2 separate regions of the Homo sapiens genome follow, and region 1 is linked to region 2. Evidence: read pairs that join two places in POLR2A ChIA-PET (ENCODE). Cell type or tissue: Caco-2. All regions are shown on one strand.

What was found. ChIA-PET counts read pairs that join two places held together with the same protein. Peaks named below come from ENCODE experiments on the same cell type or tissue, not always from the same donor. Only the 100,000 strongest peaks of a DNase experiment are listed, where the experiment ranks them.
Region 1: POLR2A ChIA-PET joins it to region 2 with 5 read pairs; 3 of 35 experiments call an interaction of 5 or more read pairs at or near these places.

What each region holds. Positions count from the first base shown.
Region 1 is chr12:51,553,093-51,558,092 of GRCh38, reverse strand. No RefSeq gene overlaps it. Among named protein-coding and RNA genes, the nearest start is that of SCN8A, 36 kb to the left of the region's middle. In Caco-2, no CTCF peak of the experiment used is centred here; no DNase peak of the experiment used is centred here.
Region 2 is chr12:51,436,799-51,441,798 of GRCh38, reverse strand. SLC4A8 (solute carrier family 4 member 8) reads right to left here. Exons shown (of 25, transcript NM_001039960.3): 2 at 1,010-1,091. Among named protein-coding and RNA genes, the nearest start is that of SLC4A8-AS1, 14 kb to the right of the region's middle. In Caco-2, no CTCF peak of the experiment used is centred here; a DNase peak (open chromatin) is centred at 2,288.

The DNA of each region.
Region 1 (5,000 bases), 120 kb before region 2:
TAAACACTGTAATCTCAGTAGCTAAACATAATAGAATTTTATTTCCCATATAAACACGCAGGGCAGCAGGAGGAACGGGTGTGAAGTGGCTTTGCTCCACGCGGTCATTCACTAACATCGTGGATGTGGACATAATAATAAGGACTGGGTCTTTTTGTTTTAAACAAGTACACACACATACATACACACAAAATTCTGTTTTTTTTGTTGTTGTTGTTGTTTTGAGACAGAGTCTTGCTCTGTCACCAGGCTAGAGTGCAGTGGCATGATCTTGGCTCATGGCAACCTCCACCTCCCAGGTTCAAGTGATTCTCCTGCCTCAACCTCCCAAGTAGCTGGGATTATAGGCATGCGCCACCATGCCCAGCTAATTTTTGTATTTTTAGTAGAGACGGGGTTTCACCATGTTGGGCAGGATGGTCTCCATCTCCCGACTTCGTGATCTGCCTGCCTTGGCCTCCCAAAGTGCTGGGATTAAAGGCGTGAACCACCATGGCTGGCCACACACACACAACTCAACCGTCTCTCATATTTTATACAAAAGGTGGCATAGTATACAATGTCTTCTGGGCCTTACTCATATTCATTTAACAATACAGCTTAGAAATCTTTCCATGTTCATATATAAACAGCCTCCTTATTCTTTGTTATAGCTGCATAGTATTCCACTCTATGGGTGTTTTGTAACTTATTTAACCAAGGACTGGCCCTCTCCCCAATGCCTAGTATAGTACCTGTTACATAGGGAAGGCACTTTACAAATATTTGATAAATGAATACCTCCACCCTCAAGAAGGTGGTATGCAATAAAACATATAAACATAGACATGAAAAAAAGCCAGGAGCAAAATATATTAACATTAAACAGAGGTAATTTCTTTTTTTCTGAGACACTGTTTTGCTCTTGTTGCCCAGGCTGGAGTGTAATGGCGTGATCTCGGCTCACTGCAACCTCCGCCTCCTGGATTCAAGCAATTCTGCGTCAGCCCCACAAGCAGCTGGGATTACAGGCACGTGCCACCACGCCCAGCCACTTTTGTATTTTTTAGTAGAGACGGGGTTTCACCATGTTGGTCAGGCTTGTTTCAAACTCCTGACCTCAGGTGATCCACCCACCTCAGCCTCCCAAAGTGCTGTGATTATAGGCATGAGCCACCGCACTCGGCCCAAACAGAGGTAATTTATTTAAAAGGTAGTTATTCAGGCAACAAGTCGGATATGATGTCTAAGAGCCCAGCTTCTAGAGTCAGACTTACCTGTGTTGGAATCCCAGTTGTACTGTCCACTTAGGTGTATGACCTTGGGCAAGTTATGTACTCTCACTGTGCCTCTGTGTCACCCTTAAATGGGAATAACCAATTGGGATAATGCAGATAAAGCACTTAGCACAGCCCCTGGCACATCCCCAGCGCTCAATACAGGTCAGATACTATTATGAGATGGGACTAACAAGAGGAATCTCATGGAGGTATGTTTGGATGAGGAAGGAAGAAAGTGGCACAGATGTTACAAAGAAGTCAATGGGAAGGAACACCATGAGCAAAGGTGTAGAGATGGGATCCCCAGGGACTATGGGGACTATGTGGGAGACACCATCAGATCTGTGATTGGGGCATAGACAACCTCCTGGGGAGAAATGAAAAAATGAGATTGGTGAGATGTGGACTTTGATAGCAAACTGCAGTGTGTGCTTAAGACCACTGTAAGTCAGAGGAATGACATGTCATTATCTCTGTTTAATAAGCAGTATTCAGGATGGATGAGACAAGAAAAAGACCAGAGAGTGGGGAAGGAATTTAATATTGGGTTCCTACTTTGCATTGATTTTGGCATGTCACAAAGTTTATCTTGTTTCATCTTCACTCAACTCTATGATGCAGGTGTTATTAGCCTTATTACAGAAATAATGAGGCTTGAAGAGGCTACTTATATTGTCCATGGTTGGAGAGCAAGGAACTGGTAAAGTTAAATTTAAACCTAAAGTTGTCTGACTCCAAAGCAGAGGTATGCTGGAGCTGACTTATAAAGGCTTGCAAGACCTGATAGTTAAAATTTCAGGAATTTTGTGAGGGTTTTTTTTTTTTTTTCCCAAGACAGAGTCTTGCTCTATCACTCAGGCTGGAGTGCAGTGGTATGATCTCAGCTCACTGCAACCTCCACCTCGCGGGTTCAAGTGATTCTCCTGTCTCAGCCTCCCAAAATGCTGGGATTACAGGTGTGAGCCACCACACCCGGCCTGTGAGCATTTGTTAAACACAGCCACTACTAAAAATTAAATGATGTAAACTTACAATTAAGTAAGTTGTATTTAAAACAAGGTAATAAATATTCAAAGTGTATCATTTCTTAGTTATTATTACTACCTTTGACTATTGTCTGTGCTCCTAAGTTGACTTACACCTCTTCCATCTACATGGTAGAAACATGATATATCACTGTGCTGCTGAACATCTCTTCCCAACTCCACATCCAATAAGGTCACAATCCTAGCTTGAAATTGGCCAAGATAAGAGTATTTACAATGTAGCAATTGGCACATGTTACAAATTACAGCTTGGTTTGGCATAGTGTGGATTAGCTAGAGTTAAGAAAGTGGTAGGAAAATGTTAATAATACAGATTTTTAAAGATAATCTTTATTATTAACATTACAGATTAAACTTGAAAGTGTGTAATGTCTATAGATTAAACTTAAAAGTCTGTCATGTCTATAGCTGTTCCATTTTGCATAACACAAAAACGCTGAAGAAATAGTCTTCTAGAATTAGAAAACTGTTAATCAATTCAGCAAAGTCACTCATGTCGTTGACAAGTGAGTGAAGTTCCAATATGTCTTTTCTCTTCCACTTTGATTTTATTTATTAATGTAAAAAAAAATCAACCAACATTCACATCAGAACTGTACTCATTTGTCAGTTGCAACTATAGGTTAGTTATGGATACAGATTTCAGGAAAAATATCAACAAAAGCATTCTGTGAGAATCAAATGGCTATATGGTCATTTACAATAGAGCATTACATACAGACATCCTTCCTATTCTTGTGCTTTGCAGATATCATGTTTTTCACAAATCAAAGGTTTGCGGCAGCCCTGCATCAAGCAAGTCTACTGATGCCATTTTCCCAAAAGCATGTGCTCACTGTGTGTCTTGGTGTCACATTTTAGCAATGCTCCCAATTCTCATACTTTTTCATTATTATTATATCTGTTATGGTGATCTGTGATCAGTGATCTTTGATGTCACTATTGTCATTGTTTTGGGCACCAGGACCTGCACGTAGATAAGATGGCGAACTTAATCCATAAATATTGTATGCCCTGGCTGCTCCAGTGACCGGCTGTTCCCCCATCTCTCTCCCTTTCCTCAGGCCTCCCTATTTCCTGAGACACAACAATACTGAAATTAGTCCAGCTGATAGTCCTACAATGTCCTCTAAGTGTTCAAGTGAAAGAAAAAACATTCCTTTCACTTGAACGTCTCTCACTTTAAATCAAAAGCTAGAGATAATTGAGCTAAGTGAGGAAGGCATGTCAAAAGCTGAGTCAGGCTGAAATCTAAGCCTTTTTCACCAGTTAGCCAAGTTGTGAATGCAACAAAAAAGTCATTGAAGGAAATTAAAAGTGCTACTCCAGTGAACAAATGAATGTTAAGAAAGCTAAACAGACTTATTGCTGATATGGAGAAAGTATCAGTGGTTTGGATAGAAGATCAAACCAGCCACAACATTTTCTTAAGCCAAAGCCCAATCCAGAGCAAGGCAATAACTCTCTTCAATTCTATGAAAGCTGAGAGAGGTGAGGAACCTGCAGGAGAAAAGTTGGAAGCTAGCACAGTTTCCTTAAACTCATGAGGTTTAAGGAAAGAAACCATCTCCAGAACATAGAAGTACAAGGAGAAGCAGCAAGTCCTGATAAAGAGGCTGTAGCAAGTTATCCAGAAGATCCAGCCAAGATCATTGATGAAGATGGCCACACTAAACAACAGGTCTTCAGTGTAAAGAACCAGCTTTCTATTGGAAGAAGATGCCATCTAGGATTGTCACAGCTAGAGAGGAGAAGACAATGCCTGGCTTCAAAGCTTCAAAAGACAGGCTGACTCTCTTGCCAGGGGCTAATGTAGCTGGTGACTCTGAGTTTAAGCCAGTGCTCATTGGCCATTCTGAAAATCCCAGGCTCCTTAAGAATGATGCTAAATCTACTCTGGCTATGCTCTATACATGGGATAACAAAGCCTGGATGACAGCACATCTGTTGACAGCATGGTTTACTAAATATTTTAAGCCCACTGTTGAGACCTACTGCTCAGAAAAAAAAAGATTATTTTCAAAATATTACTGCTTATTCACAATACATGTGGTCACCCAAGAGCTCTGATGGAGATGTACAAGGAGATTCATGTTGTTTTCATGCCAGCTAACACAACATCCATTTTGGAGCCCATGAATCAAGGAGCAATTTCAACCTTCAAGTCTTATTATTTAGGAAATGCATTTTGTAAGACTATGGCTGCCATAGATACTGATTCCTCTGATTGATTTGAGCAACATAAATTGAAAACCTTCTGGAAAGCATTCACTATTCTAGAAGCCATTAAGAACATCTGTCATCCGTGGAAGGAGGTCAAAATACCAACATCAACAGGAGTTTGAAAGAAGTAAATTCTAACCCTCATGGATGACTTTGAGAGGTTCAAGATGTTAATGGAGGAAGAAATTGCAGATGTGGTGAATATGGCAAGGAAACTAGAATTAGAAGTAAAGCCTGAAAACGTGACTGAATTGCTGCAATTTCATGATAAAAACTGAACAAATGAGGAGTTGCTACTTAGGATGGATGAGCAAAGAAAGTGGTTTGTTGAGATGGAATCTACTCCTGGTGAAGATGCTGTGAACATTGTTGAAATGACAATAAAGGGTTTAGAATATCCCATAAACTTAAGTTGATAAAGTATTGGCAGTGTTTGAGAGGATTGACTCCAATTTTAAAAATTTTACTGTAG
Region 2 (5,000 bases):
GTTCTCCCCATCAAAAGGACAAGTTTTCTCTGGAGGTTGTACAACTTTGATGAAAAAACTGTCACGGGAACAGGCAGTACAGAGAGAACATTTCACATGCTGTCTCAGGCATCAGAAAGTTGCTGTATCATAGCCTTCAACATTGCAGGGGATGCTGCAGAGATTTCACAAAGGCTTTTGAGCCAAATGTGGCTTCTCATTAAAGCTATATTGGATACTGGACATGAGCCTTCCTCTAATGAAACTGAGCATCAACACTAATTAGAAAACCATGGCCAGGTGTGGGTCCAACTCCTAACACACCAACTAGTCCCCAGGGGAAAAAGGAAAGCAGGACACCACATAACGGTTATGTGGGGAGCTGGGGGTGAGGTGCAGAGAAAGGAAGAGCTGAAATAAGGTAAACTGGACAGAGTGGGTCATCCAAAATGCCTCTTCTTTCCTTTCCCCTTCAGCTGGGCTTTTATATAACTTTGATGTTATGAACTCAAGAGTATGTCACAGGTGTGTTCCTGTTTTCCCTCTTGTTTAGATGAAACCACCAGGCAGAAATGGGTATAAATAGAATAGAAACAGTAAATATTGGAAATGGGGTAAAAATAGGGTTTTGTAGCCAAAATGAGTTTTTAAAACTATTTGTATTTTATTTTCTCTTTAAGTTTTGTATTTATTTGTATTTCCAGGCAGTTGTCAAGAATTAACGCACTGAACTGAGTACATCACATTCTCAAAGAACAGGTTACTTGTTAATATTTATATTGGACTTCACCGTGTTCAAAGCACTATCTCCCATGTAGGCAATTAGATCCTAATGATATCCCTGTAAGGTAGGACAAGTATTAGTATCCCCACTTTTATTTACCAGATGAGGAAAGTGAGGCTAAAGGAAATCAAGTGATTTTCCCCAAGGTCTGACAGCTAGTGAGAGAGTTAGGACACAGAGCCAGGTCTTCCCACACCAGGCTGCCCCTCACCAATTTCCCTGATCACACAGCATGGCAGTTCTTACCTTCCAGCTCTTCTTTTTCATAGTGAATGTTGAGAATTGTACTGGTCCCACCCTGATCCACCACAGCTTCTTCATCTGGTCTCTGTTTAAACACAAATAAGTAGTCACAGTAATACACATACCTCGTTCAAATATACAAACCTTGTGTATGCCAGATCCTTTTGAGATACTTACGGGGGAAACACAATTGTTTACCTGTATTTTTACATGTGAACTTCACAATACCTTTTAGATGCAAATATGGTAGCCATTATCTTTCTCATTTTATAAATGAGCAGACTGACACTCAGAGAACATTAAGTAATGATGGCCCAGGGTCACAAATGTCATAAAAGGCGGAGCTAGGACTGAGCCTAGGTCTTTTAAAAAAAAAAAAAAACAGAGAGAGAATGGGTCACCCAGGCTATATTGCAGTGATACAATCATAGCTCACTGCAGCCTTGAACTCCTGGGCTCAAACAATTCTCCTACCTCAGCCTCCAGAGCAGCTGGGATTACTAGGACGTGTCATGAGCCCAGGTCTTGTGGCTGTAAATCTCATGCCTTTTCCACCTCCCCACTCCATCTATACCTCTGTATAACATTTTGGCATTTTGCAAGTGCTGTGAAGCAAGTTGTCCCATTTGGTGTAGATTGGTCTCCTTGGCCTCTTTGCAGCATTTGGGCCTGTTTACCACACGCTGTCCTTGAAATTTTCCATCCTGCTCCTCTTATCAGGCCTCCTCTGTCTCATCCTTAGTCTTTTTCTTCCTCTAACCATAATTTCCAAGAAAGAGCTCTCTACTCTTTGTTTTCCTCACTTAAGACTTACAATTTCAACTGCAGTCTGAAACTGTGGTTCAGTAATTGATAAGCCACTAGGATGCCACACCTCAAGAACCATGTGTCTAAAACCCAACTAACTTTCCTTCCAAAACTAACACCCTGTGCTCATTTGTTTATTCCTACCAATGGCACCATCATTTATTAGCCCACAGGTGAAATTTCAAAGTTACTTATTCATCCATTCCACATGTATGAGTGCCTACCATATGCCTTCAGGTAGCTAGTTCCCTTTTCTTACCAAGTCTTTCTTCCTTTGCAATTTCTCTAAAAAATTAATTTTCATCTCTCATCCACTCTTCCCTACATGCTCCAACCCTTTAAATCATATTAGGCATTTCTTTCTTTTTTTTTTTAGTTCTGGAACCACACCCACCTTCTTTACTTAGTGCTGCTGTCTCTTCCTGGAACTACCATTCTCTCCCTGCCACTCCCACCACCTGCCCCCACCTTTGATGATGATCAAAGAGATGATGATCTCTTTGATCTCAGCCTCAACACACTTACTTGGAAGCCTTTCCTGATTACCCACTCCGACTTCCAAACTAAGCTAGGTCCACCATTTATATACCCTCATAGCACACTGCAATTCTCTTAGTAATAAAATGTCTTGGCCGGGCATGGTGGCTCACACCTGTAATCCCAACACTTTGGGAGGCCAAGGCAGGTGATCACCTGAGGTCAGGAGTTCAAGACTGGCCTGACCAACATGGTGAAACCCCATCTCTACTAAAAATAAAAAAATTATCTGGGTGTGGTGGTGCGTGCCTGTAGTGCCAGCTACTCAGGAGGCTGAGGCAGGAGAATCACTTGAACCTGGGAGGCAGAGGTTGCAGTGAGCTGAGATCGCACCATTGTACTCCAGCATGGGCAACAGAGCGAGACTCTGTCTCAAAAAAAATAAAAAAAGTCTCCTCTGTTCCTTGAGGAAGAAGGAACTATGTCCATCTTCCTCACCACTGTATCCTAGCACCCAGCACAGACTTTTCACATAACAGTGCTCTATAAATCTTTGTTAAAAGAATGAATACACAATTCTCAAAAGACAAACAAATAGTCAACAAATATATGAAAAAATGCTCAACATCACTAATCATCAGGGAAATGCAAATCAAAACCAAAATGAGGTATCATCTCACTCCAGTTAGGATGGCTATTATCAAAAAGACAAAATATAACAAATGCTGGCAAGGATATGAAGAAGAAAGAACCCTTATACACTGTTGGTGGGAATATAAACTAGTACAGCCACTGTGGAGAACAGTGGAGGTTCCTCAAAAAACTACAAACAGAACCACCATATAATCCAGTAATCTCACTACTGGGCATTTATCCAAAGGAAAGGAAATCACTATATTAAAGAGACATCTGCATCCCCACGTTTATCGCAGCACTATTCATAATAGCCAAGATATGGAATCATCCTAGGTGTCCAACAACAGATGAATGGATAAAGAAAATATGGCATATATACACAGCAGAATACTATTCAGCCATAAAAAGTATGAAATCTTGTCATTTGTGGCAATATGGATGGAACTGAAGGACATTATGTTAAGTGAAATAAGCCAGGAACAGAAAGTTAAACACTGCATGTTCTCACTCATATGTGGAAGCTAAAAAAAGTTGATCTCAGAGAAGTAAGAAGTATAAGAGAGAATATTAGAGGCTAGGAAGGCAAGGGGGAGAAGTGTAGGGAGAGATTTGCTAAAGGATAAAAAATTACAACTATATAGGAAGAATAAGTTCTAGTGTTCTATACTATAGTAGGATGACTATAATATAGAGTTTCAAACAGCTAGAAGGAAGATATTGAGTAATCTCAACACAAAGAAATAATAAATGTTTTAAATGATAGATATGCTAATTACTCTGATCTGATCACTATACATTACATGTATTGAAACATCACCATGCACCCCAATGAATATGTACAATATTACTTAAATATTACTTGTCAATTTCAAAATAAAAATTAAACGTTTTAAAAGAATGAATATAATGGCACCTATCCTATCAATACCCTGAATCACAAGACCCTGAATTATTTCAAAAAAACTCTTAGCTGATTTCCCTGGCAATCTATTTCCCTTCTCAAACCTGCAACTCCAGCCAAGCTGACTGATCCCGAGAGCACTGTGCACATTCCCACCTTTATGTCTTTGCTCATATTGTCAGGTCATCTAGTCATCTAACATGCCATTTCCCCAAACTCTCCAGCACATTAAATCCCCACGTCTCCTGTATTAGTCCATTTGCATTGCTATAATGGAATACCTGAGACTGGGTAATTTATTAAGAAAATAGGTTTATCTTGGCTCACAGTTCTGCAGGCTGTACAGGAAGTGTGGTGCTAGCATCTGCTTCTGGTAAGAGAGTCAGGAAGCTCACAATCATGGCAGAAGGCAAAAGGGAAGCTGGTGTATAATATGGCAAGATGGGGGCAAGAGAGAGGGGAGGGCCCAGACTCTTTTAAACAACCAGATCTTGGGTGAACTCAGAGCAAGAACTCACTCATTACTGTGAGGATGGCACCAAGACATTCATGAGGCATCTGCCTCCATGACCCAAACATCTCCCACCAGACCCCATCTCCAACATTGGGGATTACATTTCAACATATTTGGTGGGGACAAATAGCCAAACGATATCACCTTCCTTCTAGATCCTGCTCAAGTTTCCAGCTTACTGTTCCAAAGTTACTATTTTGTAGTTATCATCTATGCTCCCAAATAAGACAACTCTGAACATAAGGCAATTCATTTTCCCAATGGGAAGATTGAAATAAAGTTTTTGAGGCCAACTGGAATAAACAAACTTTTAGGGAAGTAAATAAAATAGTCTAATATCTACTTAGGATTTTTATGTATTAAATTAGCTTTATAGACATTTAAAATTATATATTATTACTACCATGGAAAAATCTCCAAAATATAATATTAAGTTTAAAAAGCAAGATGGAGAAAACTGTATAATTTGCTACCTTTTATCTAACAAAGGGTGTTGGAACATAAGTGTTTGCTTACATTTTAAAACAAATAGGATGACTGCAGTGGCTCATGCCTATAATCCCAGCACTTTGGGAGCCCAAGGCAGGTGGATCACTTGAGGTCAGGAGTTCGAGACCAGCCTGGCCAACATGGTGAAACCCCATCTCTACTAAAAATAC